Regions from separate parts of the Mus musculus genome. Here regions 1 and 2 are each linked to region 3. A link is a loop called in an ENCODE intact Hi-C map of the cell type or tissue named here. Cell type or tissue: gastrocnemius. All regions are shown on one strand. Links, peaks and the distances in the headings refer to the core of each region. The heading gives the core; the rest is flanking DNA.

Evidence for each region. Hi-C counts contacts between places; a loop is a spot of excess contacts. Peaks named below come from ENCODE experiments on the same cell type or tissue, not always from the same donor. Only the 100,000 strongest peaks of a DNase experiment are listed, where the experiment ranks them.
Region 1: a loop joins it to region 3, with 5 times the contacts of the local background. A loop is called at or near these places in 2 of 42 quality-filtered maps.
Region 2: it touches region 3 in a loop (2.5-fold over the local background); 11 of 42 quality-filtered maps call a loop at or near these places.

Annotation. Positions count from the first base shown.
Region 1 is chr2:19,367,360-19,377,708 of GRCm38, forward strand. Msrb2 (methionine sulfoxide reductase B2) reads left to right here and starts at 4,277. Exons shown (of 5, transcript NM_029619.2): 1 at 4,277-4,420. The coding sequence starts at 4,324. In gastrocnemius, for the core only: CTCF peaks have their summits at 4,698 (motif pointing left) and 6,569 (motif pointing left); DNase peaks (open chromatin) are centred at 4,415, 4,701 and 6,516; H3K4me3 peaks cover 1,392 bases; H3K27ac peaks cover 1,350 bases.
Region 2 is chr2:19,141,528-19,151,876 of GRCm38, forward strand. No RefSeq gene overlaps it. Among named protein-coding and RNA genes, the nearest start is that of Armc3, 52 kb to the right of the region's middle. In gastrocnemius, for the core only: no CTCF peak of the experiment used is centred there; a DNase peak (open chromatin) is centred at 4,582; H3K27ac peaks cover 345 bases.
Region 3 is chr2:18,866,599-18,876,947 of GRCm38, forward strand. Pip4k2a (phosphatidylinositol-5-phosphate 4-kinase, type II, alpha) reads right to left here. Exons shown (of 10, transcript NM_008845.4): 5 at 5,686-5,832. Gm33534 (a long non-coding RNA gene) reads right to left here. Exons shown (of 2, transcript XR_374031.3): 1 at 8,252-10,349; 2 at 6,786-7,642. Among named protein-coding and RNA genes, the nearest start is that of Gm33534, 7.2 kb to the right of the region's middle. In gastrocnemius, for the core only: a CTCF peak has its summit at 6,374 (motif pointing right); a DNase peak (open chromatin) is centred at 6,370.

The DNA of each region.
Region 1 (10,349 bases), core at 1,925-6,924, 500 kb after region 3:
TGAGCCTTGTGTAGGTGGACCTCTGAGTTTGATTGAGAGAGTCTGCCTCAAAAAGCGGTAAACAACTGAGAAAGATTCTCTATATAAGCCAAGAGTCTTTACGTGCATGCGCGCGCGGACACACACACACACACCACATGAAAATAAAAATAAAAATATGTTAATAATCTTTTTTTCAAGAATATTTTATGCATGCCTCTGTTTCATAATTTATCTATAACAAATCTGAAGCCTGAGAAATCATTTAATAAAATTGTCCTCTCTCATCAAACAGTACTAGCATCTTGCATGCGTTTATTCCTGAGCAGGTAACTCTCATTACGCATGTTTTCTATGTTGTCATGGAACTATTTTCTGTCCTGTTTGCTTCCTTTTGACATCATTTTCCATAAACCCAAGTCATCTTCACTTTTGGCATTTTAGGAGCTATATACTTTTTCACTAAATTATCATGTCAAGATTTGCTTAGTCATTGTCTGCTGATGAGTTTTAAAAATTAATTGGCCATTATGAAAAGCATAACTGTAAATCCTTCTGTAAAAATAATGTTCCCCTTCATATCACGGCTTCCCCGAGGATCTGTGCCTTTAAACTAATGTTGCAAAATGAGGAATATAATGAGTTCTATAGTCTACATATGTTTCTTTTCAGAAAGAAAGGTGCCACTCTTTTTACAGGAAATGTATGAATACAACTCAGACCCCAAGCTTTGCTAGCAATGGGTTCTTTAAAAAAAAATCTATCATTATTTGATACATGTGAGGAAATACATGGAGATATTTTAATTAAAAATTCTGTAATGATTATGGAAGTTAAACATTTTTCCAAGGATTTGTTCACTATTTATATTTTCTCTGGTGCAAACCATCTGCTCACATCTTTGAAGCCATCTGTCCAGTGTGGCCTGACTGTGGCCCACCCAGATATTATCTTGTCTTATATGCATAATACTAAATGTTTATCTGTCATGTGTACTGTAGGGCTCTTATTAGCCTATTGATTTTTCCAATTTGGGATGAGTACTTTTTTGTGCTTTAATGGATGTGTGGCTGATGTATGTATATGTAGAAAACCTTAACATGACTTTAACTGTCAGTATTTCAGGTCTTTGTTCACCAGAAGAGCATATTTTTATGTTTGTTACCAAAAACTGTATAAGAATAGACATAAAAGAACTTGAACGGTGTGTGACATCTACTTCCTCTCTTCACTGGTATATTTTCAGTTGTCTGATCCAAGCCCAAAGGCTGACTTGTCCAAATATCTGTACCATCCATGGCAAGTAGCTGAAAACAGAAGCTAGCACCTGTGCCGGGCTACCCCTTTTCTACTAAGCCATTCGTTCATACCCTTCACAGATATGAGAGTTGGCCCAGAAGGAGAGTTTCCAGGAAATCTCTAGATTTCAGAGGGAACAGTCTGATCATCAATATTGGACTCTCAATAGATGAAAAGAGATTACGCGTCCTGGAGGAAGAGAATGGCTCAGAGGTGACCTTGCTCATTCCTTCTTTCCAAATAGTTTTAAGTAGCAAAAAGTCTATTGACTTTTGCCCTGGTATCCACTTTAGTGGTCAGTCCCTCTTATTCCTCTGTAGATTCAATGATCATTTTGGTAGATCCTCCATCTTTTTCTTTTAGGGACTTATTTAGCATTACTTTCTCCCCCCTCCTCCCCTTGTGTGTATAGCTTGCAGAGAACTGTGGGAGATACACAGAGATGATGCTGTAGAGCTTAGCCTTTATTGAAGTTTCTCACAACCAATAGAGGACCAGCTGAGTATTGTATCATCCTCACAAAAACACAACCACAGTTTAAACAACACATGAATGTGTTTGTCTCTCTTACCATAGGGGTACAACTCAGGGCTTGACTATTGCCTTGCATCCCTGACACCCAGGCTCCATGCATCTCCTGCTCAGCACCAGGGTGCAAATCTTATCTTCATGCATACCAGAAAACTGCCAGTGCTTCAGCCATCACAACTTATTCCCAAGTGGAAAGGAAAGGCAAAAACAGCTGGTGCAGAGTCTCTGACTGGTTTTCCTAGCAGTCTTCCAGTGGTGTTTGCTTTTGTCGTTTTCCAGAGAGACGTCATGTGATCACCAAGAGCAAGAGAGTGAGCACACTGTGACTCTCCAAAAAACTGAGAGATCTCTATAAGTAAACCAGGAACTGAAAGACCTCTTTTAAATAGACCAGGAAGAGTGTGGTTGGTCGGGCATTTCAGAGACTAAACCATGGAGTATATAAAATCAAGAGTAAACTGTTAAGTGGGTTTTATCAGGTTAAAGCCTTATGGCCAGGAATTCGAAGATTGGCCCATGATATCTCTCTCTCTCTCTCTCTCTCTCTATTTATTATTATATGTAAGTACACCACCCGGCTCAAGAATATTTCTTTGCGTTTTTGTGTTCTTTTAAAAAACCTATTTATATTATGTATATGAGAACATTGTAGCTGTCTTCAGACACACCACAAGAGGGTGTCAGATCTCATTACAGATGGTCGTGAAGCACCATGTGGTTGCTGGGATTTGAACTCAGGACCTTTGGAAGAGCATTCAGTACTCTTGACTGATGAGCCATCTCTCCATCCCATCCCATGATCTTTCTTGATAGGTGGGCATGGGAGTGGGGGCAGAAAGCCCTGTGCCAGGATGAGATGAAAGTTCTCAAAGCAGTGGATAGAGGAAACAGGGAGAGGGAAGGATCCAGGAAGGCTTCCCTCTGTTTTCTGGGAGTGTGAAGATCTGCAGAGATCTGCAAATACTAGCTGACTCCACCTCCAGGGATGCAGATGTTACAGTACTCTGTATACTCACTGACATGTTGATTAATCGGAAAGAACAGAAAGTCCAGAAACAGATCCCTGTATTGATAAAAACAAACAAACGAACCAACCAACCAACCAACCAACCTGGGGTTTCTCCCCAGTGGGTGTGTGCGACCCTGAGGCCGTGAATGCTAGCCATTGCTCTACTACAGAGCTGCATTCTCAGCCATACACTGATTTTGACAAGAACTCAAATGCAGGCAGTAGAGAACAAAAAAAAAAAAATTACCTTATTTTAAAAAATGAATAAATAAATAAAAATTAACTCAGATAGATAATAGACCTAAATGTAAAACTTAAAACTATAAAATTAGCAGAAGAAAACACATAAAATATTTTGTAATATTGGACTAGCTCCATTTGTTAAATATGTTACCCCTAAGCCGCCACAAACTATAAAAAACAAAAACAAACCATCAAACCGATAAAATGAAGTTTAACAAAATGTAAAACTTCCCATCCCAAGACACAATTAGGAAACAGAAAAACACAGCCCACAGTCTCGGGAAGGGAAATTTGTGAGGAAACGATTTGATAATGGCTTTGTGCCCAGAGAATATATGGAAGAACCTTGAAAAAAATCCACAACAAGTAAATCTAATAATAAATGGGCAAAACCATGTATGATTTAGCAATGGCTAATTGTCAGTTACTGAAAGATAACACAAGAGAAGCCTATTACTGTAAGAAGTTTAAGTCTAACTTTGTAGTGATGCATGTCTATAAACTCAGTCCCGAGGCAGGAAGATTCCAAGTTTGAGGACGCTTGGACAACATAGAGAGATTAGATCTCAAAAACCGAAGCAAAACAAACGAACGAACAAAAAACCCAACCAACCAACCAACAACAAAAAAACAGGCCTGAGTAATCAAGTGTAGGAAGGGGATGATGACAGGAGCTTTCATACATTGCTAGTGAAGCAGCCGTTGCCCTTGAGACCTGGCTATTCCTCTTCCAGGTATCCAAAAAAAAGGCATGTACAGGAACGCTCCTGGCAGCTTTGTTTTTGATGTGCAAAAATTAGAACAGCCTAAACTAATGAGTAACAGTTTAGTATAATGGAATATTATTCAGAACAACAACAACAACAAAAAAAAGATTTGTGCATAATGTAACGCAAAAAACCAAGCAGCAATGTCCAGATAATTATGTTGAGTAAGGGAAGCCAGAAATAACCAACTGCAATTAGTATGACTTCTGGAAAACCTAAACAAACTGAAACACAGCAAGTTTTAGACTAGTCATGATTCCAATCGGAGTAAGGTACTGCGGGAGGAGGAGGCAGTGGAGTCCCGGGATATTCCACACACTCCGCGAAGATCAAGGTCAAGAGGAGCAAGAGGATAAGTTAAGTGGTGGGGGTAGGGTGGAGCACCAGAAGAAAAGGAGAGCCTGGAGGAGGGGAAGAGACCTGGGCAGAGGGGAGGGATCCGGCGGAGGGTGGGGGTTGGGTAGGCTTGGGAGGAAACCCGTTGGTGGCAGCGTCATGGCGCGACTGCTGCGAGCGCTGCGGGGTCTGCCTTTGCTGCAGGCGCCTGGACGGCTGGCTCGGGGTTGCGCGGGATCGGGAAGCAAGGACACAGGTAGGTCCTCAATCGCTGCCGTCTCTCGTGGCTTTCGGTTTCACAGTCCTGGCTGACCCTGGGCGGCCTCCTGTGAGGTCCTGAGAGACTGGTCCCAGCGGCCCGCTGCCTGAGTTGCGGAGCAGAGCAACGCGTTTGGTAAACTTGGTGTGCTGGGGGAGCACTGATGCCGGAGAGGATCGAATCTTCTCCTATGCTTGCATACAGTTCGTTTATATGTTACATTTTGGTGTACAAAGTCGTGTTAGGAGCCATGGTGTTGTCAGGGACCCAGTGGCGGTCAACAGCCGTACCTTGTGCGCCCTCTCCTGGGCGGGAGTTAATCCTTGCCCTCCCCCCCCCCCCCCCCACTTCCTTCGGGAGGACTGCTAGTTGCCTCCTGTCCTGTGAGACTGGCCCACTGCACCATCACGGGTGCTGCTGCAACACTATCTTGGTTTTGTGTGACTCTAGGTTTTGAGATGTGTGGGTGAATTATTCTCGTGTTCCAACAGGTTGTTAGTGGCTAAGAGACAGGATGGGGTGGAATGGTAAGTGCTTTTTGCCCTCATTTGTGAATCCGGACACTTTTGCATCTTCCCTGGGAGGAGTAGGAGTCTTTGAGGAGTCCCAGGTGTAATTCTCTGTAATTTCGTGGCCCTGTGGTTTAGCACTGGGCAGCTGCTCTCCTGACCTCCTTTCCAACCCAGTTTTATATCTTATGCTGCTTAGGAAAAGTCTTGGAAAGATCAGGAATTCAAGGCCCATACCTAAACATGATAAAAGCAATCTACAGCAAACCAGTAGTCAACATCAAAGTAAATGGTGAGAAACTGGAAGCATTCCCACTAAAATCAGGGACTAGACAAGGCTGCCCACTTTCTCCCTACCTATTCAACATTGTACTTGAAGTCCTAGCCACAGCAATTAGACAACAAAAGGAGATAAGGGGGATACAAATTGGAAAGGAAGAAGTCAAAATATCACTTTTTTGCAGATGATATGATAGTATATATAAGTGACCCTAAAAATTCCACCAGAGAACTCCTAAACCTGATAAACAGCTTCAATGAAGTAGCTGGATATAAAATTAACTCAAACAAGTCAATGGCCTTTCTCTACACAAAGGATAAACAGGCTGAGAAAGAAATTAGGGAAACAACACCCTTCACAATAGTCACAAATCATATAAAATACCTTGGCGTGACTCTAACTAAGGAAGTGAAAGATCTGTATAAAAAGAACTTCAAGTCTCTGAAGAAAGAAATTAAAGAAGATCTCAGAAGATGGAAAGATCTCCCATGCTCATGGATCGGCAGGGTCAATATAGTAAAAATGGCTATCTTGCCAAAAGCAATCTACAGATTCAATGCAATCCCCATCAAAATTCCAACTCAATTCTTCAACGAATTAGAAAGGGCAATCTGCAAATTCATCTGGAATAACAAAAAACCTATGGTAGCAAAAACTCTTCACATGGCAGCTTATAACTCACTCTAGTTCCAGGGGATCCATGGCACCAGGCATGCACATGGTGCACAGGTATATACGTGATGCAGGTAAAATACCCATACAAGTAAAGTAAGTCTTACAAGGAGAATAAGAACAGAAGCAGGGGATGGTTCTGTGGTTAAGATCTCGATTGTCAGTGGGCATGAGTTCGGATCCTAGCTCCCCCACAGAACTTTACTGGCATGTGTGAGCATGAGCATCCATAACAAATGCTAAGCAGTGGGCATAAACGGCATGTGTTTCTCACCATGTGAGAGGCTGATAGATCAAATATCAAGCAGATAGCTTTGGTTCCAATGGAGACCCACCATCTGGGTCCCCTGTCCTGTGTGTGTTCACATGGGCTTTCTGCAGTGCAAGTGCAGTGGAGACAGAAGCTCACAGTTCCTCTCCACTGTCTCTCCTGACCCTGCCTCTGGTATGAAGATAAAGCCTAGAAGCTGGCATACACAGGGCGATCACACTCTACTGAATTACACCTTCTGCTTTTCCAATATCTTTACTAAGACGCTAATTGAGGGAGCTGACGTGGCTGTTCAGCAGTTAAGTGCAAGTTTTGCTTTTGCAGAGGACCTGAGTTCAGGTGTAGACACGCGCATCAGGGGGCTCACATCCATTTGAAACTCCAGTTGCAGGGGAGCTACTGCCCTCTTCTGGCCTTCCCTGGCAACCACACACATGACATACATTCCCAAAGACGTGTGCACAGCAACATAAATAATAAATGAATAAAAATAAATACATTTAAAATTAACATAATAAGATCCTTGCTTCTCATGACCTAATCTACTTTGAAGATAAGGACACGCATAATGTAAAGTAACTGGGAGGAGAATGATAAGTCATGTTGGTGTTTAACAAAAAAGAGAGAGAGAGAAACAGCACTTGCTGATGTCTGCCTGTAATCCCTGGGTCTCAAGGCCAACTTGGGCTCTATAGTGAGTTCCGGGCCCACTGTGACTGTATAGGGAGGCTTCCCAAAACAAAACACAAAGGCAGAATCAGCTCTGTTAATTTAAGATAAAGCAGACATCAGAGTAGAGCTGTCAGGGATAAAAAGAGAATTGTAGTACTTCACAGTGATAAAGAAATCCGTTCTTCAAGAAGATATGACCGTCTTTAATGTGTATGAACTTAACAGCATAGTGTCAAATTGTGACCTGAGAGCAAATGCTGGGAGATTTAACATCCTCTGTTAGAAGTGGAGATATCAGCAGGCAGGCAGACAGACAGCGATGGCAAGAGCTGAATTCAACAGCATCACCAACCCACCAGGTATAATTGGCATCTATGAATGGTTCCATCCAGGGAGACGGGGAGTTAGAACGGAAAAGAAAAGGCGGAAGGAGATTGCCAATGTCAGGGCAGGACAAACAGGGACATGTTTTTTGGGAACTCCAAGGTTGTGGCTCAGAGTTACTGGAACATCACAGAATGTACTACTTCCAAGTGGCGCCTGTGACCAAGGCACAGATGGCTTCAGAAGTCATGTTTGGGAACCATTCTGAGGGTATCATGTCACACTGAACTGTTTGGAGCCGTGACAGAGTCAAATCAGAAGTGGCCCAATAAGAGAAAGGCTCGTGAGGAAGCTGCAATCCTCTGTGCTGGAGGTGGCCGGAAGACGATGGCAACTTGATCTTAGGCGGTAATGGAAATGAATTGAGATTTGCAGGCTGCAGAGGATGCCGAACCACAGAACTTGGTTAGGGACAAAAAGGAAAGGTTCTGGTTTGTGTGGCTGCTGAGCACACAAGTCCAGATGTGGGTTGAGATGGGGGGGGGGGGGAATGTGTGTAGTTCAGATGGACATGAGTACAGACTTCCAGATTGTGATTATAAATGGAGGTGGACAGCCCATCTGTCTATAATGGAGGAAAACCAAGGTTTGGGGGTCTGTATTAGGGGCTGGGATTTGGAGATATTAAAGTGATCAAATCTCCCAAGGCTGCAGTATGAAGACAAAAGGAAGCCTAGGACAGACATACCTTCCCCTCCCTGAGGCCTGTTTAATAAGCATTTGAGCCTGTCTTTGTTTATTGGTAGGTTGAAGAGCTGAACAATTATAAACTCCTTTCACTGTTGAACAATAAAACATTTATTATCTGTATTAGGCTTTTGTTCTGGTTGGGTTTTACTTGTTTGTTTGCTATTATTGTTGTTAACTAGACACAAGCTGGAGTTATTTGAGAAGAGGAGTCTTAATTGAAAAACTACCACTATCCAGTAGGCAAATCCGGCAGAGCATTTTGTTGATTGACAATTGCTGTGGGAGGACCCAGCCCCACTCTAGGCCTTGGCTTCCCTGGGTAAGGTGGTCCTGGCTGAAAGAAAGCACACTGAGGGTGCAAGTCTTGAGGAGCAAGCCTGTAAGCAGCCGTTCTCCATCATGTCTGCTACAGTACTGCCTCCAGATTTTGTACCTCCTGAGTTCCTGTCCTGGCTTCCCTCAGTGATGGAGTCTGAGCTCAGTGAGAGCTATGAGATGGAATTAACCTCTTTACTCCCAAGCTGTTGGCCATGCTGTTTTATTACTGCAATAGAAGCCCTAAGTAAGACAGCTTTCTGCCCACCTTAACTAAATAGAACCTTCTCCTAGATGCTTTGGGTACATGTGTCTATATAAAAATAAGGCAGGCCAGATGGGAGAAGCACATGCCTTTGATCCCAGCACTCTGGAGGCAGAGGCAGGAGGATTTCTGTGAGTTCAAGGCCAGCCTGGTCTACAGAGCAAGTTCCAGGACAGCCAGGGTTACATAAAGAAACCCTGTCTCCAAAAAGAAAAAGAAAGGAAAAAAAGTAATAATAATACAGAAGTCATGAGGAACAGAAGGAAGGGGAACAAAATATGTTTTTGTTTGTTTGTTTCAAGAAATTGTGAAGCACAGTAATATTTCAGCCAGGACTGTGAGGAGGTCAAGGCTGACCAGGCCACATTAGTGATGAGGCAGGCTGAACTTTTCAAGACCTTATCTCGAACCAAACAGACAAGCAAACAAATAACAGATTAGGTTAGACCACAGAGTCACTTTCAGGCTATATACAATACAATCTCTGTGCGAGAGAATATTTAGTAGAGAGCGTTTAATAGCTCCTTCCTCAAAGACCATCTCTGTCCAATCCTCTCCTTACTCCCGGCTGGCCCTGATGGAAACTACTTTTCAGAACTAGCATGTAGCCCATCTGCAGCACTCCTGGTTACATACCTAAGGGATTCTAAGTCCTACCTCAGGGATACCTGCACATTCAAGTTTATTGCTGCACTACTCACAACAGCTAGAAGTGGGACCTGGCGAGATATACTGTCAGTGAATGGATAAGGAGACCAGGCGAGATATACTGTCAGTGAATGGATAAGGAGACCATAGCACTGTTGTGGAGTTCAAGACCACCAGAAAAAGACTTAATTCAGATAATAATTAACCGACTTTATTAAAACAGATAGCAGGGCCACAGTCTCTAACCCACATCAGAGACACACAGTAGGGGAAGGAAACCTTTGGCTTTTAAACCACAAGAATTCCTTGAATATCTACAAAAGCAAGGTAGAGAAGCTGATGAGCTGCTCTGCTCTGCTAAGATTAGACTGTCATGGTGACCTCTAAGTAGTTCTTGAACACCTGCACAAGCAAGTACCAAAAGCCAAAGCCAGGAGTCAGTCATGTCACAACAAGCAGACAGTCACTGTGCACAGTTTTGAGGGGTAGGGGGTCAAGGAATTGGGGTTGTCAGGAATTTATCTTTTTAGGAACTTGAATCAGAGACAAATGGCTGTTAGGTACCAAAATGAATGCCCATCACAAAATGGAATTTGTTAGCCGTCACAGTTCACACACACACACACAGGATGGATTTTATTCAACACTAAGAACATGAAATCATGGTATTTGCAGGAAATCAACAGGACGTGGAGTCATTATTATGACCAGAAAGACAAATACCTCATATTTTCTCTCGTGTGCAGAGCCTCTATTTTAAATTATATTTTTAATATATTTATATGTGGGGATCAGGATACAGTCCATAAACATAGAAGAAAGACATGGAGCTGGGGGGAGGTCTTAGAGGAAAGGTGTGTGTGTGTGTGGTGGGGGATAACAGAATATGCACACCAGCAAAAGGAGGGGAGCAGAGGGAGGGCAGAGGAATGGGAGAGGAGAAAGAGAGAAGAGCAGTAAAAGAAATATGGGTATAGAAATACCATCATGGAACCAGTTACTCTGCATGCTGGTTCTTAAGGTAACTTTTTAAATTGCAAAAAAAGAAACTGAAGGCCAAAAATCTTTTCTGAAGTCATGTAACTGATCAGCAGGTCCCAGACACAAAAGGGGTCAAAGCTATGGCTGATGTGCCCTGCTGCGGAAGGGCTAGTACACGCTCTATGACAACAGTTAAACCAGGAAGAACTTTACAGTTTTTAAAGCAGAAATTCAGGGGA
Region 2 (10,349 bases), core at 2,106-7,105, 270 kb after region 3:
TCTGTGCAGAAGCATGTGGAGGCCAGAGGTTGGCACAAATGTCTTTCTCAATCACCCTCCATCTTCTTACCATTACTGTTATTGTTTTTTCAAGACAGGGTTTCTCCCTGGCCCTGGTGCTCAGTGATTCATGCAGGTTGGCTGCACAAACCCAGGGAACCTCTTCCATTTGCCTCCCCAGACTCTTCTCACCGGCCCTGGAGTTCCAGTTTTGTGCCAACACCCCTAGCTTTCCAGTGGGCACTGAAGAGCCATGCTCAGGTCCTCATGCTTGGGCAGTGGGCACTTTGCCCGCTGAGCATCTCATGGATGTTCCTAGCCTCTTTAGTCAGTGCCCAGTGAATGTTCATAGTAGCATTGCTCAATGCCCTGCTTGGTATGGACAGCAGTATGTATCCTCATTTAAAATTTAAAATTTTGGAAAAGAGGGATAAAGAATTGGCTCTGTGGGTACATTGCTTACCGTACAAGCATTAGACCTTGAGTTTGAATCCCTAGCACCTGTGTACAAAGCAAGGCACACCTGCAACTCCAGTGTGGGAAGTGGTATTCGGGGGTGGGGGGGGGGGTAGGGTAGGGACAGGCAGAACCAAGGGCTCACTGACTAGCCAGGGTAGCTGGAATCATGAGCTCTAGATTAGTGAGAGACCCTGCCTTGAAATAAAAATGATGGAGAGTGATAGAGGACAACACCAGATAATGACTTTTGAACCCACACATGCGCGCGCGCACACACACACACACACACACACACACACACACATTCAGAAAGCATAAAAAGTAAAATTACTGCCATCATTAATCTCATTCCCTAAAAGTTAGTTAACAATTTGGGAGGTGGAGGCAGGAGGAAGTTTAAGGTCATTCTAGCAGCATAGAGAATTCCAGGTCAGCCTGGTAAACAGGAGACTGTTTTCAAAAATAAAGACAAAAAAAAAAAAAAAAAAAATAGGATGAGAAATATCCATTAGCTGCTTTCAGAGAACTGTTTGGAGAGGAAATCCACTCTAAGGAAGTGACCTTGATGAGCTGTTTTTAGTGGCCAAAGACATTTAAGAAAATAAATAGCAAACTCAATTTTGTTTTTTGTGTTGCTGTGACTAAAGATAACTTCCCTACTCAGCCTAGTACACTAACTTGCACACCCTTGTCTATGTAAGAGGCTTCTGGGGAAATCCAGACTAAGAAAGGAGAGGGAGGGTGATCAGTAAGAGGGAGATCAAGTGTCCAGACATGAAGGGAGGTGACAGCAGAGACTCTAGTGCCTGAGAAACACCCGAGAGGGCACCGTGCTTCCCCAAGGACAGATTGCTCTGGGCTGGAGCCAATTTATTTTCATTTTAAAAGGTCAAGATGACCTCAGCTGACATCTATGAAATAAATAACACTTAAAAAAAAATAACACAAAGTTCAATTGGGTTTTTGGCCACTGGAGACTCTTTGACTTTGAACAATTGAGACATACATACATACAGACACACACACACACGCAAGCCCACACACATGTGCACAAAAATTAAAAGACCACAAAACATTCTCCTTCAAACAGATGAAACAAAAACCTAGAGCAGGTGACAGTGCCTTTTGTCTGTAAGGGAGAAGCAGAAAATCAGAGGAACCCAGTGACACCTCTACCAGCTTGAGACAATGTGGGGGAGGTGCTGTAATCCTTAGGAACATCCCAGAATGCCTTACTCTTATCTAACTATAAGTACCCACTGATCCCCCTGTACTGGCTCGTGTTGACTGTCCACCAGATAGGACCTGGAATTACCTGGAAGACAAGAGTCTAGACAAGAAGTATTGATTATATTCATGAGGTTAATTGAGGTCAGAAGACCCAGCCTGAAGATGGGTAACAATATATCCTGGGCTGAGGTCCTGGACTGCATCAACAGGAGAAAGCAAGCTGAGCACAAGAGCTCACCACTCTCTGCTTCCTGGTGGAGGATACAAAGTTCAAGGTGGGTCCAAGGTGGGAAGCTTACCTTCTCCACCATGATGGACTGCATCTTTAAACTAAGAGCAACATCAGCTTGCCCTTCCTTAAGTTGCCTTTTTTCAGGGTACTTGTCACAGCAAGGGGAAAGGTAACTAAGGTAACCCCTTCCATCCCATACCCCTCAGCTTCTGGTAACCACTGTTTTATAGTTAATCCATTTGAGATCAACTGTTTTTATATTCCTCACATGAGTGAGATCATGCAGCACCTGTCTTTCTGTCTGGCTTATTTCACTTAACATAATTGCCTCCAGTTTTACTCTACAATATGACAGGACTTCACTTTAATGGCTGAGTAGTGTTCCATGGTATGCATGAGACATATTTTCTTTATCTATTCATCAGTTAATGGGAACAGGTTTATTATCACACTGATCACACACACACACACACGCACACGCACACACACACACACACAGATGATTGTTTTAGCTCCTTGGCAGTGAATTAAAGAGAACTTGAATGGACATGCTGTGAATCTATATTGTGAAATACTGTAATATCATATGTGAGCTTTAGAAACACTGGCGTGACCTTTGAGGTCTAGGATTTATCATGGTAGTACAGTGATGGCCTTCAATATTCGGCAAATGTCAGGTTAGGTTAGCACCAGGGTTTTTCTGAATCCTAGCCTATGAAGATTGAAATTGCTTGGACTTCTGGTTTTTGTCGTTTAATGTTTGGTCTCTAATTAGACAGAAGTGATTAACATATCTCTGTAAACCTTTCTTTCCTTAATCTGATCCTTTTACATGAAGAATCCTTGTATGGAAAAGATCTTCACATTAGGGCTTTTTTTTTTTTTCTTTTTTTTTTTTTTTTGGTCTGTCCTTAGAATGTCCTCTTCTATCTCCATGTGAATCTCATCATATAAGGATTAAAGCAATTAATTAGCCAATTCGTGAGTGATTCCTTCTGACAAGCTAGCCACCTTCCTTTAGCAAAAGTACAAGAAGAGCAATTTAGAGGACAAGCATTAAATTCACTAATTAAATTAAATACAAAACCAAAGCCTTCTGGGGATCATATTTCTTTGGCAAAGCAAATAGGCATTGCATAATTAATACTTAGATTGCACTCATTTATTTAATTATAGAGCCTGACTTTAAGGGTACATTCATAAAACAACATTAAATACCAAATGGATTTGTATATTAGAACCTGAACATTTCTATTAGATTTTCAGGTAGCGATTTCCTTGTGGAAATCTATGAAGATTTTTTTCTCCAAAGTCATAAGATTTTGCCTCTATCTTTCTAAATCTCAGAAGAGCAATGTACTGAATGTACCACACATACTAATATCCTGGCTGAGCTGCTGGTGTGACAGGAATGTCATTTGCCACTTCTGATAGATGTCATCACACAGAAGGATGGTGATGGCAGTCTTCCCTTGGCAGTGAAAGCATCCTTGGGTCTGGTACTCCATCAAACTGATCGGGGTTAGTAGGGCTTGAACCCACGGCAGGATTCTGCCTCAGAAGCAGTTTCCTGCCAAATTCCTATGAAATCAGAAACCCATTCTGCTTGGTCCACCTTCATGCGCAACAAAAGCAGTGAATGGTTAACTCTGCAAGTGGGTGTTGATTAAAGATAGCCTGAACTTTTGTTCTAACAAATCCATCATAAGTACAAAAAAGTACCTTATGATGAAAATTTCTGTAATTCCAAATCTTAGCCTGGCTCAGATCGAATGTGCTCAGAGAACTTACAACAGTCAGCCACACTTGGAAAACATCATCTACTACAAAGGCTACTTCATGATAAAGTGTTGACAACCTTCTGTAAACCCTTGATGGATGGCCTCAATAAGAGCAAGAACAGAGTGGCAGCTGGGGTACATTTTATCACCATCCTCAAGTTGAAAACTCACCAGAGGGCCCATCCTCTGCTAGGGATCAGGTGTACGTGGTCTGAAAGTCAGGATGGGGACCTGAACTGGGGCTAAGAATTTCAGAGTAAAGATTTCCCAAAATGGGGAAGTGAAGGGCTATGACAGTATGTTAGGTGCTGGCTGGGGACTGGTGGAGTGGGAGAAGGAAGAGGATGTGACAGATTCAGTTATGACTTTGCAGAGAAGGAGATCTTAGAGGGGCTCCCCACAGAAACCACTGGAAGGGAGCTGCTGCTGCCACTGCCGCCACTACTGTTGTCTGCAGGGTTAAAGTTCAGGGAGGCTGGGGCTACAAGGAAGAAGAAAAGGAAGTTAGTGTGAGCACAATATGAGAAAGAAGAGTAAGGCCAAGCTAGCCTGCAAGCTTGCTTAGGTGTGCATCGGAGTACCCCCAAAGAGCATCTCTTTCTGTCTTGGAGAACAGAAACAGGAGGGTGTGGCCCCCCCCCCCCCCCATGCAGGGAGCAAAGCATAGGTCAGCTTGCACAGTAGTGACAAACCTTCTTAGTCAGTTTGGACAGGTGTGAGCTTAAACTGGGATAGAACTTAGATTGTAAAGCCAAATTTAGAATCAGAGAAACAATGGCTCAGACAAACAGCAACAGGGACACTCTGTACTGGAGCTGGGACAGGGGACTGTAGGGCTCTGACAGCAGCAAGAGCTGCCCTAGACAATGCAGCCACTGTAATGGTATGACAGCGACCTGGCTAAGCTCCAGCCACCAGTGGCCTTTGCATCAAAGTCTGGAAATTAGGGAGAAAAAAAATTTAAATGTAAATCAACAAGAGTGGACAGAAAAACAAGAGAAACTGAAACCAAACTGAAAACCCGAATATCCTTTTAATTTGAATTGCACAGTGGTGGAATAAAATGTAATGTTGGAGAATCCAGAAACAAAATTGCTACACATCTCTCAGTGATGGGGATGTATCTGAGAAGCCACCTCGAGGCAGTTTCATCACTGTGTAAGTCACTGTTCTGTTACAATAACAAACATCTGAGCTGGCCAACAGATAAGAATAGACTAGCTTCCTCAGTTTTGTAGGTTCCAGCCAGTCCATAACTCACGGACCTAATTGTTTCAGGGGCTGTGGTGAGCCAGCACGTTGATGCAGGAGAGCATGGTGAAGCAAAACCATTTGCTTCCTGGCTAGGGAGGGGGGAAGATGGAAGTGGCTGCGGCTACACAATGCCCGTCTGGAGCACTGCTCTGTGGACAGAAATTCTATCCCGTCTCTTGAAGCCTCCACCTCCACTGCCACCTCCTAGCAGTGCCTTCTGGAGGCCAGGATTTCACGCACACGTTCAGGGGACACTTAAGGTTTATATGATAGCAAGCATATCACAGACTATATATAATTCCTTGAGCTAAGAGAACCGTTACATTAGCGGATATGTGATATGAACACATATGCTAGGATTTATACTCCCATGGTGAGACAAGTCTGCATTGCTGTGTGCCTTTCTTTGGGGACTATAGACTGTTAGGAGGCATACAGTTGACTCCATCACGGGTGAGGTTTTTTTTTTTCCAGAAAAGAGAAACCAAAAGGCATGCAGAGCAAGGGGACCTTAAGTGTTATCAAGGGTCTCTAGGTAATGTTGCTAAGCTCTGAGTTCTGCTGAGAGACAGGGAAAGAGGAGGCAAGATAAGGCTAACACTATGATCCTGAGGATGGACTGATGGGCCTGATTTTTTTCTATTAATTATTTTATTTATTTAGATCCAAAATGTTGCCCCCTCCTAGTTCCCCCTCACAGAGTTCTTTCCCCTATCCCTGACTGAGGCCAGACAAGGCAATCTGTTACATATGTGCCTGGGGCCTCAGACCTGTCCCTCTATGCTTTTTGGTTGGTGGCTCAGTCTCTGGGAGCTCCTAGGAGTCCAGGTTAGTTGACACTGTTGGTCTTTCTGTAGGATTGCTATTCCTTCAGTTCCTTTAGTCCTTCCCTTAACTCTTCCATAGGGGTCAAAGACCTCAGTCCAATGCTTGACTGTGAGTATCTGCATCTGTCTAAGTCAGCTGCTGGTAGAGCCCCTCAGAGGACAGCAGTGCTAGGCTCCTGTCTGTAAGTACAACATAGCATCAGTAGTAGTGTTAGGATTTTGTGCCACCCATGGAACAGATCCCTGCAAACCCTAAAAGATCATATGACTATTTATTCACTTAATTCGTTAATTTTTAAATTTTTAATTGTTTTATTATTTACATCCCAAATGTTGTCCCCTTTCCTGGTCCCCCTTCCCAGAGTTCTTCACAGAATCCCTTTTTCCCTTCTCCTCCACCCACCCCACCCCTATATCCCTCTTCCCTGGGGCATCAAATCTCTACAGGATTAGGTGAATTCTTTCCCACTGAGGCCAGACATATTAGCCAAAAGTACCTATGATACAACCCACAGACCATAAGAAGTTTAACAAGAAGGAAGGCTCAAGTGAGGATACTTTAATCCCACTTAGAAGATGGAACAAAATAATCACAGGAGACAGAGGAAGGGAGGGACCCAGGTGTGTAATTCTAATTTTTTCAAATCCTATTTTCAATGATGGTCCTTAAACACTTTAACCTCCCTTATGGCCCACTACTCACCAAAGGTAGTGGGAAAGAAAGGATATGGAGAAAGTGGATCTGTTTAGAAGGATTCTTTGGAGCAACTCCCATCTAAGTTGTCTGGAAATCAGCAGTTCAGTTCACAGGTTAACAGTGGCAGCTTGGTCTACTTGCAAACACCTCATGGATACAGCAGCAGTCCAGTTCAGTAGAGTTGGGTTAACAACAGCGATGACATGACCTAGCAGAGACAGCCAGGCTTCAGCTTTAGTTAGCAGGAGGGACCAGGAGGAACACCAGGAGAAGTTTTTGGCTGTGTCTCTCTCAGGGAAGTGAAGATCACTGAAGACTTGAGACCCTCAAGCGTTGCACATCTAGCTCTATAAGCAAGCCTAGCTCAGCCTCCTGCATTGTCCATTGAGTCCTATTTATACCCTGCAAACATCTCGAGCCCTCCATGTGTCTTGCCTCAGCAACTTCATCATATCAGCCAGAGTCTACATCGTCCCAACAAATGGAGCTCAACTATGCAATGTAAGGCAGACAAATACATGTGTGTTGTTGGCAAAGAATCCTTCATCGTGTGTCTTTTCACATGTTTGCTTTAGTAGAACATCCTCTCTCCTGTGTTGGTTTCAGTGAAGCATTCCTTCACAGTCTTTCACCTGTGTCTACTTCAGGAAAACACTCCTTTACATGTTTGCCCCAGCAAAACACCATCCAACACAACTGACTCTCCAAAGAACCATTAGGTTTCCACTTCACAAGTGAGAGAGAAGAGGGGAACGGGAGAGGAAAAGGGGGCCAGGATCAGGTATGGGGGAAGGGCCTAATGTTTTAATAGTCTGAAGAATGACCTCAGGCAGGAGGTTCTGAGTCAGGCAGGCAAGAGAAAGAAGCAGGGCTGAGAGGATTGTCAGCCTCAGTGAATGTGGAAATGAAGGTGGGAGTCAGACCCAGTGCACATGCTCACACGCATGGCTGGAGGAGGTGGGCATAGCAATGCATGTGAAAACCCGAATAGACTGAGCTACTGCTATGCGTGTATGCAAGTCCTGGAGGTACTGCTGGCAGTGCTGGGCAGGGGGCCAGATGCTGAGGCTGATGAGTGACAGGAAAGGAAATGACCATGAATCCCGTAAAAGACAGTGACAAAAGAAGTGGGAGAGCTGAAGAAGTAAGGGCTCTCCAGAAAGGAACAGAGGCCTTAGGCAGATGCAGATGCAGACACCACGAGCAGAGAGGACAGAGCTCTGGGTCCTCAGTCCAGAGACACAGGTAGGGATGCATAGAACACATGGGAAACAGCAAGAAGTGTCATGGAGAGGACCCTGCTCCTTCTGAGGCAAAACAGAAACAAAACTTGAGAACTGAGGAGGCTGGGAGACACAATTTCTTTTGAGGCGGAAAAGGGCCTGGGACGCAAACCCAGAAGCCCAGGGGTTGCTGTTATAAATACAGAAAAGGGCATCCCATAGACTGCAGGGATGGAAGAGGGAAATGCCTTCAATATCAGATAGGAAGATAGTCATGGAGACACAGGTCTGTCATCATAGCTACCCAAGAGGCTGAGGCAGGAGGATCTCAGATTCCAGGGCAGACTGGGCTACACAGTGAACCCAGGCCAACCTCAGTAAGTTAGTGAGATCCAGGCTCAAGATAAAAATTGCAAAGGGTTAGGACTGGAGCTTGGTGGTGGAGTATTTGCCTTCCATACCCTGACCCTGACTTTAGTCCTCAGTATCACCCACACAAAGTAAAACATAATAGAATGAAGCCAAGCAGACTGGTAACCATTAGTCTACCCAAACCAAGCCAAGAACAGAGCCTCACTTGGTAGGGGGTTCTATTGGAGGTTAATATGCCTAAACTAGTGTGGAAGTGCCAATTTATACAGTTTTATTATTTCTTTTCAAATATTCATGTTATAGCTTAAAAAGTTTGTATATTAAGTGTATTTGAGAGAGAGAAAGAGAGAACATTTATTGATGAATAGGCTTGCAGGGCTGGAGAAATAATTAAGTATTTAATTAAGTAGTTAGAAGCACTTGAGTTGTAAGGATGAGGGCCAGAGTTCAGATCCTAGCATCTGTCTAAAAAGCCAGGCATGGCTGTATGCATGCCTGTAACCCAGCACTGACAAGAGGAGAGGCAAGGTTTTTGGGCTTGCTGCCTGGAAACCTAGCTAAAAGAACACTGGGGTCTGGTTCTGGGGAGACCCTGTTTCAAAAGGATGAGGTGGAGACCTGCTGACTTCCTCGGGCTTTAGCACCCTCACATAGGTGTAGCTGTGTGTAGCAACACATGCACACATAAACACACACAGTACACACACAGGCACAGACACACACAAACACACAGAGAGGCACAGACACCACACAGACAGACAGACACACACAGATACACAGATAGCGGTACACATACATACCATACAGATAGACAAACAAACAAACACACCACACTCACAGACATAGGCACACAAACACATATACCACATAGACAGACAGACAGGCAGATACACACACACACCACAGACACATACACCAAACACACAGATACACAGACACACAGACAAAGACACACACACCACACAGACATAGATATAGATTCACACACACCACAGGCACAGACATAGTCACAGACAAACATATTCTGCACATATAGACACAAGAGTTTACAAGTTTAGATGCCACGCTTGTTACCCTTTTCTCTTCAAACAGAATTCTAAGTTCCCCACCATTGTTGCTGCTTTACGTAGGTGTCATTTTCTGACTCCGGTTGAATTTTGAGAGATAGTGTTCTCCAAGTTCTTAGTGTCTCTGTAAGTATGGAACTCAGAAATGGACTTGGTACTCCAGGAAACACTGGGTGACTTCTCATTATCTTGGCAGGATGACCTCACTTTTCATCCAGACTTGTCCACTCATCCAGCATAGTGCAAGTCTTAAGAAGGTGTCAGGACTGGTTCCAGCTTGTTTTCCTTGTGGGCTCCTCTTTTAACTCGCCACAGCCAGTCACCTCCCATCACCTACTTGTAGAGCTCATTTCTCTCTCCTAAATATACTACCACCCTGCATTTATCTTGAAAAAGTGTCCTGACCACCTTTCCTTTTTAGTAGGGGTTATTATTTTAAAGCGCTCACGTCGGCAGGCTGGAACAGCTCTTCCTTTCCACCAAGGTAGTGGCCAATGTGCTCTGAGTCCCCTTGTCCCAATCCTGTGCCTGAGGACATGTCTGAAACTTCTCCAGCTTCACTGGCTGCTGCTTTGAGTAAAGACTCTGCAGAGGTGCTGGCCTTAGATTTTTTTTGTCTCAAGGAATTTTTGAATGCTTCAGAGTTCATTTCAAACTTGTAGATATTTCTGCTCAAGAAATTTCTGTATCTTCAAGTTCATACATATAAACTATAAGGCTTTGATTTTTCAGGACTAGAATCTTTCTCAGGGTGTGCTGGATCAGCTTGGTGGTCAGTTTGATAACCTAGAGAAGTGCTTGGGAGATTAGCAGAGCACATCTGAGTGTGTCTCTGATGCCATTTCCAGAGAGTATTGGGTCCTGTGGCTGCATCTTGCTAAGCTGCTTTACCCCCTTTTTGTTTGTTTGTTTGTTTGTTTTTTCGAGACAGGGTTTCTCTGTATAGCCTTGGTTGTCCTGAAACTCACTTTGTAGACCAGGCTGCCCTTGCCTGCCTCTGCCTCCCAAGTGCTGGGATTAAAGGCATGTGTACCCCTTTATGGATTCTGAGTATGAGGGTGATGTCAGGAGTTGATGGAAAGTAGGCTGTGAGGTCTACTTGGAGGAAGCATGCCACTTAGGAGTGTATCCTTAGAGCCTGGGTCTTGCTTTCCTTGTTCCTTCCTGTTTTCCCCTTTCTCTATTTCCTGGCTGCCAGGGATGCTCT
Region 3 (10,349 bases), core at 3,328-8,327:
TCGCTGTACTCTCCCCAGTGTGTTACTGAAGGACAGCTCCACTGAGCTCTGAGCTCATCCCCTGTGAGCACTGACTCCTTTTGGAGATTCCTTCAAAGCTACAGGCTTCCTTACACCTCTTTTGTTCTAGGCCCTATGCCGAGCACTGGGGTACAAAGTGGGATAAAACACAGTCCTTGATCTCCACAGCACCTAGTCTATGGCACAGGTTTTCAAAAGCATCCTCAGAGATGTGCTGGCCAAATGCCTGATGGGAGGCAGGAAGTCACTTCTGAAATCCCCAGGAGGCAGTGCTCTCAAGCAGAGAAACTTTCCTTTTTGCAGGGGATTTTAATTCATAAAGAAAAGCTATGGAGCACATAGACAAGTCGAGTCTTACTTTAGATTTCTAAATATGTGAATTCAACAACCTGTGGCTCACCCATGGCCGACTCTGTGTTTACTGACAAGTGGCTGGAGAAGGATCAGAGTTTCTGACTTGTTCTGCCTGGCACCAGATGCCTGAACTGCTACAGTGGAGTGTTTTGCTAACTTGGTCACTGCTCAGACACACAACTATTATCCTGGATCATAAAAGTCACCAATCACAAAGGGAACTCATACTTGATTTGAACAGAGCAGTTGGTTAGATAAGGAGAAAAAAAAACCCTCCCCATAACACCTCTCTACTGATATGTGCACACAGATGCAGAAACTGGCAGCAGCAGGGTGTGGGTGTGGGTGTGGGTGTGTGGTGTCCCAAAATTCGGAAGCGGGAACAGGAGCAAGCTTGAGACACCCCAGTGTCAGTTCATGACTGCCTGGCACTTGGCATGTAGGACTGGTGGCTTTCAAGGCCCTGGTGAGTAGCCCAGAGTTGCTTGGGGAGCAAGCCAGAGAAGCACCAGGCGGAGTTGCCACATGAGGGTCTATTCCAGCACAGTTGGGATTAAAGGCGTGCTCCGACACCACCAGGCCAGGTCCGCTTTCTACCAGTGATGGCTAGTCTTTATTGTCAACTTATCGTAATCTAGAAAAATCTGAGGAAAAAGTCTTAACGAGGGACTGTCTGTGAGCATCTCTGTGGGAGATTATCTTGATTATGTTAATCGAGATAGGAAGCCCTTCCTACTGTGGGTGACCCTATTCCTAAGGCAGAGGATCCTGGATTGTATGAAAAGCACACTGAGCAGAAGTGTGCACGCATGCACACATTCATTACTATCTGTTCTAGACTGTGGGTGTAATGTGTTCAGTAACTTCAGGTGCCTGTCACCTTGGCATTCCCACAATGAGGCCTGCGAGGAACCTGGAACTGCAAACCAATAACGTCAAAGGAAGACACTGTCTAGTTAGGGTTGCTGAATATGGGTCACTAACATCTTTCTTTCCTCTGTACACTGCCTTATAACAATTCTCTCTCTCTCTCTCTCTCTCTCTCTCTCTCTCTCTCTCTCTCTCTCTCTCACTGAGAAGGTGTCTGTAACTCTTGAGCACTGCCTAGGGTATTGGGCAGAGGAGGAAGCAATTCTACTTTTGTAACCTGTGTGTGTGTGCGCGCGTGCGTGTGTACTGTATGTATAAGTATGTATGTGTGCACTGTTTCTGGGGCTAAGGGTAACCCTGGAGGTTGTTTGGGCCATTTCCTTTTATTTTATTTTACTTTGGACTGGCACCGAGGGCTTGCTGATTAAGCTGGGCTGACAGGACTTGGCGCCCCAGGGATCTTCCTGTCCTCCCTCCCCCACCTCAACACTAGGTTTACAAGCAAGTGCTGCCACGCATGGCGTTTAAATGTGGGTTCTGAAAATCAAACCCAGGCCCCTCCAGTTCGTTCCTAACTGAGCCATCTCCCTGATCCCTACATTTGTACCTTTTTTTTTTTTGTTGGTCTATGTATGTTTTCTCTCCTACATGAAATTGACTCTCCTTTTCATTTTTGAAAATATTTTAATTCTATGTAAAATAATGTCATCAGCTGGTGTGTGTGCATGGGGTAGGGGGCAGACTTTAAAACTGAATTAATGCACAGTAAAAAAAAAAAAATCAAAATAAAACATTAAGAAGTTAAGGCCTTGAATGGGAATCATGGTTTCCATGCACCCGAGGCCTCTGGCAGGAACAGTGTGTTGTTCTGTAAGGGAAAGAGAGCGATAACTAAGCAAAGAGGGATGCTACGCCAATCACAGCACTGTGGCCAATCTACAAATGCAACTTACATCTAGGTAGGCTTACTTGAAGGCAGTGCTATCTTAGGCATTTCAAGGGAATGAATATTAGGTAGGGCATTCAGGCCCCCAGTTCCTTTATGCTGTGCCTTATGCTGATAGGCTATGTCTGCATCTTATTTAATGCATCCTCCAAGAGCAGATAAAACTATTCCTGCTGCAACAGACCAGGAAACAGAGGCTCAAAGGTCCAGCAACTTGCAACAGTTGCTAACTGAACAGTTACTAACTTCATGAGGCTCCTAAGGCCACACTGGCTTTCTGGCATGGGACAGTCAGAGCACCATCTAGAACCCTGAAATTTCCATTAGAGCCTGTGAGTGGTGTAGCTCCAGACACTGGGAAAGAGCAGGTGCCAAATGAGAGAACGGGGTGTGGCTGGGATGCCCCGGAGGCAATCCCAAGGCAATAAAATGGCTTGAATTGTGATCGCTGTCTGGGATTTAGAGAGCAGACACAAGGCTGCTCTTGATTTACTCTAGCATTTCTTCAAGTGTGGCTCAGAATCCTGAGGTACTCTCAGAGGCCTGCAAGTCAAAGCTCTTGCTTGTTTGATGTTTGTTCTGAGACAGGACCACATCTGCATTTAAAATCTGGCTTGAAATTTGTAGCTCAGGCTGGCCTTGAACTTGTGATCCTCCTGCCTCAGCCTTTTGATTGCTGAGGTTACCAGCACAACAACCACATCTGACAAAACTGTTTTTGTAACACTGAGGCACTACTTGTCTCTTTACTCTTGATAGTCACAAGGACATTGCACACACACAGTGGGCTCTGTCCTATGAAGCAGTGAGGAGTATCTGTCATGGAGATACCACAAACCCCTAGCAACTGAATGAAAAGTCCCTGATAAAGCAGTGAAGGGTCTTGACTCTGAAGCACACACCTTTCGCATTCTGAACAGAGCCATGCAGAGAGCATGTCTGTTTCAGCAATGAATGCTGCTCAGAGTCATTTTCCTGACAGGAACAGTTATGGCCGAAACAGACACCTTCTCGTCCATAAAGCAACATTTGTATCCGAAAAAAGAAATGACAAATAAACTGTATTTGTCCAGACCTGAGAAACGGACACTTTTTGACAGTGACTGAAACTGCAAGGCTCTGTGCCCTGGAGGAGCTGGGTTCTGTCATTTCCAGCATGGCTGATGGGACTTTGAGGTCAGTGGTAATGGGCTACCAAATGAAAACCAGACTTTTGGAAAACTGTATCTGCCCTCAGGTTCCCATGCATGGAAGGCTTTCTATGTGACCAGTAGGGATGGTCACATGATTTTTGATACTCTGTAATTCAATATGTCAACATTAAGAGAACCTGTGTTAATTAAGGAACCGCTATGTCTCCAGTGAAACAGGTATGACTATAAAACCACACACTGGGACCAGTGCTTGCAACTGACCACGGGTATTAATGAACAGGGTACAAATGCTCCAGGCTAACTAAGATAGCACTGACATTAAGTCTTGGTGTGTTATTAAAGAATATCTACAATTACTCCCCAAACTCCACATCTCTCCTTCCCAACTACACATTTGTGTGGACTCAGCTGTTTTTCCCAGTTACTCATGCAAATACCGCTAAGTATTGACAGCAGGATCGGACAGGACATTTCAACTGTCCCTAATGAATCCACACAGTACAGAGCCCTGAAATCAGGGGCAGGAGAGGACTAGGAGGGAAGGAGGCGTCGGGAGGAGTGCACCATATACAAACACGAAAGCCAAAGGACACATTTAACTAAAACAAAATGTAAAGCCATGGGGGTGAGCTGTGTGAGGGGAGGAAGGGGTGCAGAATTCCAGATGTGAGGTGAATAAATAAATTAATTAATTAATAGAAAGAACTGTAAAACCATGAGGCTTGACTCACTAATATTTTGCTTTTGAAAAATACAGCTGTCATAAAAATTCATTAATATGTAGTAGTTTAATATTATTTAAAATAACTATAAATATCAATAGTTTAGTGTTTCTCATAAATTTCTTTCAAGCAAAGATTTATTCTTATTTATATGTAAGGGAATACAAGGGAGCCTATATATTTATATGTAAGGGTTTATGGGGGCGACCAGAAGAGGGTGTCAGACCCCCTGGAAGTGGGAGTTAAAGGTGGTTATGAGCCGCCAGATCCTGGGAACTAAATTCGTGTCCTCTGGAAGAGCAGCAAGTACTCTTAACTGCAGAGCCATCTCTCCAGCCCTGCTTCTATTTCTAATACTGTAGATATCTAGACATAACCAACAGAAGGCAAAGCTTTTTAGGGTGCTCTTTTGTGCATGTGAATGAATCCTAAGATTAAACAAAACAAAACAACCAACCAACCAACCAACCAACCAAACAAACAAACAAACAAAAAACCAAAATCCTTAGAACTGAGTACCACAGATCAGGGGAAGATGAACTTTTTCAGGGTCAGAGAGTAAATATCTTAGCCTCATGGTCCATACAGTATCTCTGGTCACTGCTCACGGTGCCCCGTACAGTGTGAGAGCATAGATAACACAGAAACCATGCACGTGATGACACAGCAACAGAACTTTATAAAGATGCAACCCCTCTTGGTCTTGGCATACATACACTGTCAGAGTTGGCTGTCTAAAAGTCAGGTCATGTCACTGAATTCAGAATTCTCCAGTGGTCTCATTTTAAATTGTTGGTATGTCTGATCTCAGGCTTTTCCCTTTGTCATTTCTCTTGAGATGGGACCAATGCCACCCTTCCAGATGCACCTTACCTAACATCCTAGCTGGAAATGTATGCCTTGGTAGGCCTGGTGGTACAGGCCTGTGGTCCCAGGCACTAGGCAAGCTGAGGCAAGGTGTTAACACTCAAGGTCTGTGTTGGCTTCTGGATGAGTTCAATGCTAGCCTGGGCTAACCTTGTCTCAAAATAAGAGGAAAACTGGCTGAGATTGTGGCTTAGTAGTAGAGTGCTTGTTTACTGTTAATAAAAACTAGTGTGACGTTCCCCCCGTTCATTTCCATCCACAGCGCTCATTATTTATCAATAATAATCAATAATAATGATAGTAATCATCCCTACTTAAAGATCTGTTCGGTTTTCTTTTATCATCGTATGTGTGTGTTTTATGCACGTGAAGTAGAGGACAGGAGGCCAACTTCTGGGAACCAATTCTTTCCTTCTAGCCTGGATTCTGAAGAGTGACCTTGGGCTATGAGGCTTAGGGGGCAAGTGCCCCCAGTTTACCTGCTGGGCCACCTTGCTGTCCCTGGTCTGTTTAACTCATAAACTATCCCCAGCACTTAGCTACTACATGGCATGTGGTACTACATGGCATGTGGCTGACATGCTTGTAATAACATGGGCTGCTTAATCCTACGTGCTGGCAACTGCCTGCTAGATTCAAGCTCTTGAAGCACCCTGACCATTTTGTTCACATGATAACATAAACAATATGGGCGAGTAGGCTTGTGCAAATGAACGTGAAACTTATTGAAAATTATCAAAGTCAACCTCACCTTTAAGTCGTATTTCCTATATACAGATAGCCGGTGGCTGAACACATTCCTTGTAACAATCACATATATTTCCACTCCATCGACATTAAGCCGGTACATTCCCAAGAACTGAGGAAGAAGTGTGACCCCATGACATTCCACTATATACTGTATAGGAGAGAGAGAAAGGAAAAGTAGCTGTCAAAACGTGGTGTATCGTTTATATAAAGTAGAAATGTCCAATTCTTGAGGTTTTATTTTCGGAAAACATTTAAGCTGCTTTATGCTGCTCACCTATCAGATCTGTGTTCTCTCTCTATATATAAATCTGAACATTTAATCTTACCACTAAAGATATTCTTTTCCTAGTAGCCCAACTAATCTGTAATGTCAAAATTGAACACAGTGGCTCAAGGCAAGAAAGGAAACCCCTTTGAAGTGAAGGACTGTCCACCTCTGTCCTCCTCCCCCTCCCCTGAGAATGATTCACCACTAGATCAAGACCTTTGAGGGTAGTGAGGCAGAGGGTGAAGAAGAGGATGCTGGGAGTCTGGTGCTGGAAGCTTGGGTGTTCTGCTTTCCATCTTGATTTCAGTGGGTATGAAGGGGCCCTGAGTTAACGACAAGTCAGCTTTCTTTGACTAGGTGCTAGGTGCCATCAAGTCCCAGGGTTGCAAAAACACAGCATGACTTGGGTCATACGCCAATGAGCCACAAGAGGGAGCTACTTCCTCTTGGAAGTAGCCATTGATAAACTACCACAGGGACCTTTAAAATGGGTGTGTGTGTGTGAGTGTGTGTGTGTGTCTAAATGAGCCTTTTGTGTGTGTGTGTCTAAATGAGCCCATGACACAGATTAAACCTCCAGCATAGTACCAACACCCCAAATCCAATGTTGTAAACACCCTACCCATTTGCCTGCACCAGATGCCTGGAAGGATGACTACCAATGTTTTAAGGGTTGTATTTTGGATTATTCTGGGGAGTGTGCCTGTGTGCATGTGCATGTGTATTGCATACATGTACCTCAGTGCTGAGGTTACAGGTACACGCTCCCATGCTTGGCTTTTTACATGGGCATCGGGGATTCAAACTTGATCTTTACAAAACAAGTCACAGAGTCATCTCTTTAACCCCTATTTTGAGTCTTTAAAAAGGGTTACACTGTTTGATTTAAACAACAACAACAACAACAACAACAACACTTTAACAAAAACATTCTAATTGGATTTTTTAGTGATAAACATTATTAGTAATCAACTCTAGGAATATTTAATTAGCGAAAGAAGAAAAAAGTTCTCAATCTTGCTCATTGGAGCTACACAGCATCTGTCACTGCAGCTGGTTTTAGTTCTGCAGTCCTGACAGATGTCCAAGATGCTTCAGATTTCCCCTGCCTTACAGGTAACAGCTGAGATGTATATTTGAGCTCAGTCTATTTTTTTTTTTCCCACGGAGTTTCTCCTCAGCTTGTTACTTGAAATCAGATGAGTGGAGCTTAATTTCAAACCAATAAATGGACTTGAGGTTTGCTAATGCACAACAGGTGGTTAATAGTTCTCGGTTGAAAAGGAAATTTCCCACAGCAATTGAAGGGATTAAAAAGTGTGTTGTTTGCCAGTAGTAGAAGGTGGATGAGCAGTCTTAGTTTCATCTTCCAGAAACTGAGTACCCAAACAGCTGTGAGGATGGCAAGTTAGAGGATGTCAAAAGACCCCACACCAGTCTGTACTGAACACTTATCAATGACGTGATGTTAGCTGTCACTCAAGACCTAGGTAGGAAACTGGAACATCACACCGATCTCTCCCTTGCTTGGAACGTCTAACAGTCAAGTCTGCTCTGCGGCTCACTCTACGGCAAGCATCATCTTGCATACCTGGATTTTTCCCTTGAGGCCGGTACTGGCTGATCAACTCCTCCACTCACATTCTTATCCTTGATAAAGCACATGACCTTTCAGCCAAAGGGTCCATCCCTAGTACCACAAACAACAAGGAATGCCAAGATGGAGATCTGTACACAGCCACAGACAGCCTGGCTCACCGTGGTACCACCCATAGTGACCAATGCTAAGGAGCAGTACTCGGGGAACTGACAAGCTTCAGTTTTGGAAATATGCCCACACAGGTTATACACTACAATTTCCTTGCCTCCAGAGTAGATAGTGGGGCACAAACAATCAACTCGGATGCATTTTGTTCACGAGTGTCAGCTGTACTTACTTTTCCCATGGGGCTCTTTGATGAACACAGATGAAATGAACTTCCAACTCCCGAGTGTATAAACAAACGAGCCCACAAATTATATCAAAGCCTGTCTTTTACCGTATCAGCGTTGCCAAACTGCATTTGATACTATTAGTCTAGAAAGACCTAAGGACCAGGAGTTCTGAAGGAGAGAACATTCTACCCACTGGCTGGAGTTCTGGATGGGGATCTGAGAGAGCGCCATAGCTGCGCAGTGCGGGTGCTGAAGCAAGGGCACTGCTGCCTGTTCTCAACTTGCCAGGTTCCTGTCTGGCTTCTTCCTCCATTGTGTGCCTACACATATGGCTCAGAGCCTCAACAAAAGTCATTCTTCTCACCTTCCCACTCCACACGATATGTAGGCACCTCATCTCCCCCATTCATTCTCTGCAGCCCAGAAGCTTATCATTCCAGCCAACAGTCATCTTTCCAGGTTTAGTCACATAGGATTCTCTACTCAGTCAAGTAGCATCTTTGCACACGATAAGCTCCGTGAAGAGACCCCGTTTCTATTTTGTTCATGATCAAATCCCAGCACGTGTGTCTAGCATGTCAAGAGCATTTGATGAATAAACACAATGAGCAAATTCAGAAAACAGAGGGCTGGAGAGATGGTTCACTGGTTAAGTGTGCTTGGTGCTCTTCCAGAGGACCCAAGCTAGATTCCCTGCACCCACATGGCATCTAACAGTTATCTGTGACTTCAGTTCCAGGGGTTCAGGCATTCTCTTTTGGCTTCTGTGGGTACCAGGCATGCACAGGGTGCAAAGACACACAAGCAGGCAAAACACCCATACACTAAAAAAAAAAAAAAAAGAGAAATGACCCCAGGTACATCTTACAAATACTCTGCCGTATACACTACAAACAAACTCTTTGTTCACAATTGCATTAGGATTCTTACTTAACTTGGCATTAGAAATCTGAATGTTCTAGATTTTGGAAGCAGGGGTGCTAAAGTCCAACTTGATTTATAAACGAGGGGGAATGCTCAGGAATCTCTTGATGACATAATAAATAAAGCACATCCTATAAGGAAAACGAAGGTTTGTGTCAGCCACAGGAGGACAGAGCGTCTCAGCTTCACCTTCGGTAACTCTGCAGCCCAGAGTTACATGAGTAACTCAAGGGAGAAAAGGTTTACATGGCTCACTGTTCCAGGTTACAGTCCATCACTGCGGGGAAGTCAAGGCAGCAGGAAGAGGAAGTGATTAGCCATACCCGACTCACTCTAAAGCAGAGAGCAATGAATGAATGAATGAATGATTGAATGAATGCACACACACATGCATGCATGCATGCATGCTAGCCTGCATATCACTTTATCCACTTCACAATTCAGGATTCCCTGCCTAGGTAATGGTGCCACCCATAGTGGGTGAGTCTTCCCTCTAAGCACTCACTACTAGGCGCTCTCACAGACATGCCCACAGGCCAACCTAATCTAGATAGTGTCTTACTGAGACTGCATTCCGAGGTCATCCTACACTGTGACAAGCTGACAACTGAAACTAACCATTCTAGAAGTATCACAGAACATGGTCAAAGAATATGGAAACTGCTATCCCATGGTTAACTCTGGTTAACTCTGGTTAACCATCCCATGGACAACTCTGGTAAGAGCCACAGCTTACATGTTGTACAGCTATGTTGCTGAGGAAAACTGCTCAGTATGCTCTCATTCTGGGCATTGTAGGTATCATGTGAAGATTGCATGTGCAAGGAAAGGCAGCTGAGTCACAGACCATTGGATGACTTATACAGAATTAATGCTGGAAAATTTCCCAATTTCTCCAAGTATGTAAAAACTTACTAAGATGGCAAATGATGACCTTGCAAGCCACAGGATGATGTAGAAAAATCCATGGGTACCTCCTTTCCCTCTCCATCCTTGCTTTTTTTCACAGTGACTAGGAAGGAAACTTCTGTCCTCCACAGGAACTAGGGAGAAACCTGGTGCTTTTGAGCTGCCCTGTGCTAGGTGGGTGTGGTGGTACACATCTCTAGGAAGGCTGAATCGTGAAGACTGAGTTCAAGGTCAGTTTGGGCGATGTAGTGAGACCTGTCCTTACAAAAACAAAACAAACAAAACAAAAACCAATGTTCTAGGCTGAAGACTGAATATAAAGACAGAGAGCCTCAGAGAACAAAGACCAAAATGTGCAGAGGGAGAAGACTTAGCAGGGAGGGAGTAAGAGGAAACATGGGCTGGAGAGATGGCTCGGCGGTTAAAAGTGCTGCACTGACTGCTCTTCCAGAGGCCCGAAGTTCAATTCCCAGTAAGCACATGGTGGCTCACAACCATCTGTAATGGGATATGATGCCCTCTTCTGGTGTGTCTGAAGACAGCAACAGTGTACTCACATACATAAAGTAAATATTATATATTTTTTCTTTTTACAAAAAAGGAGAGGAAACAAGAGGGGGAGAACCCCC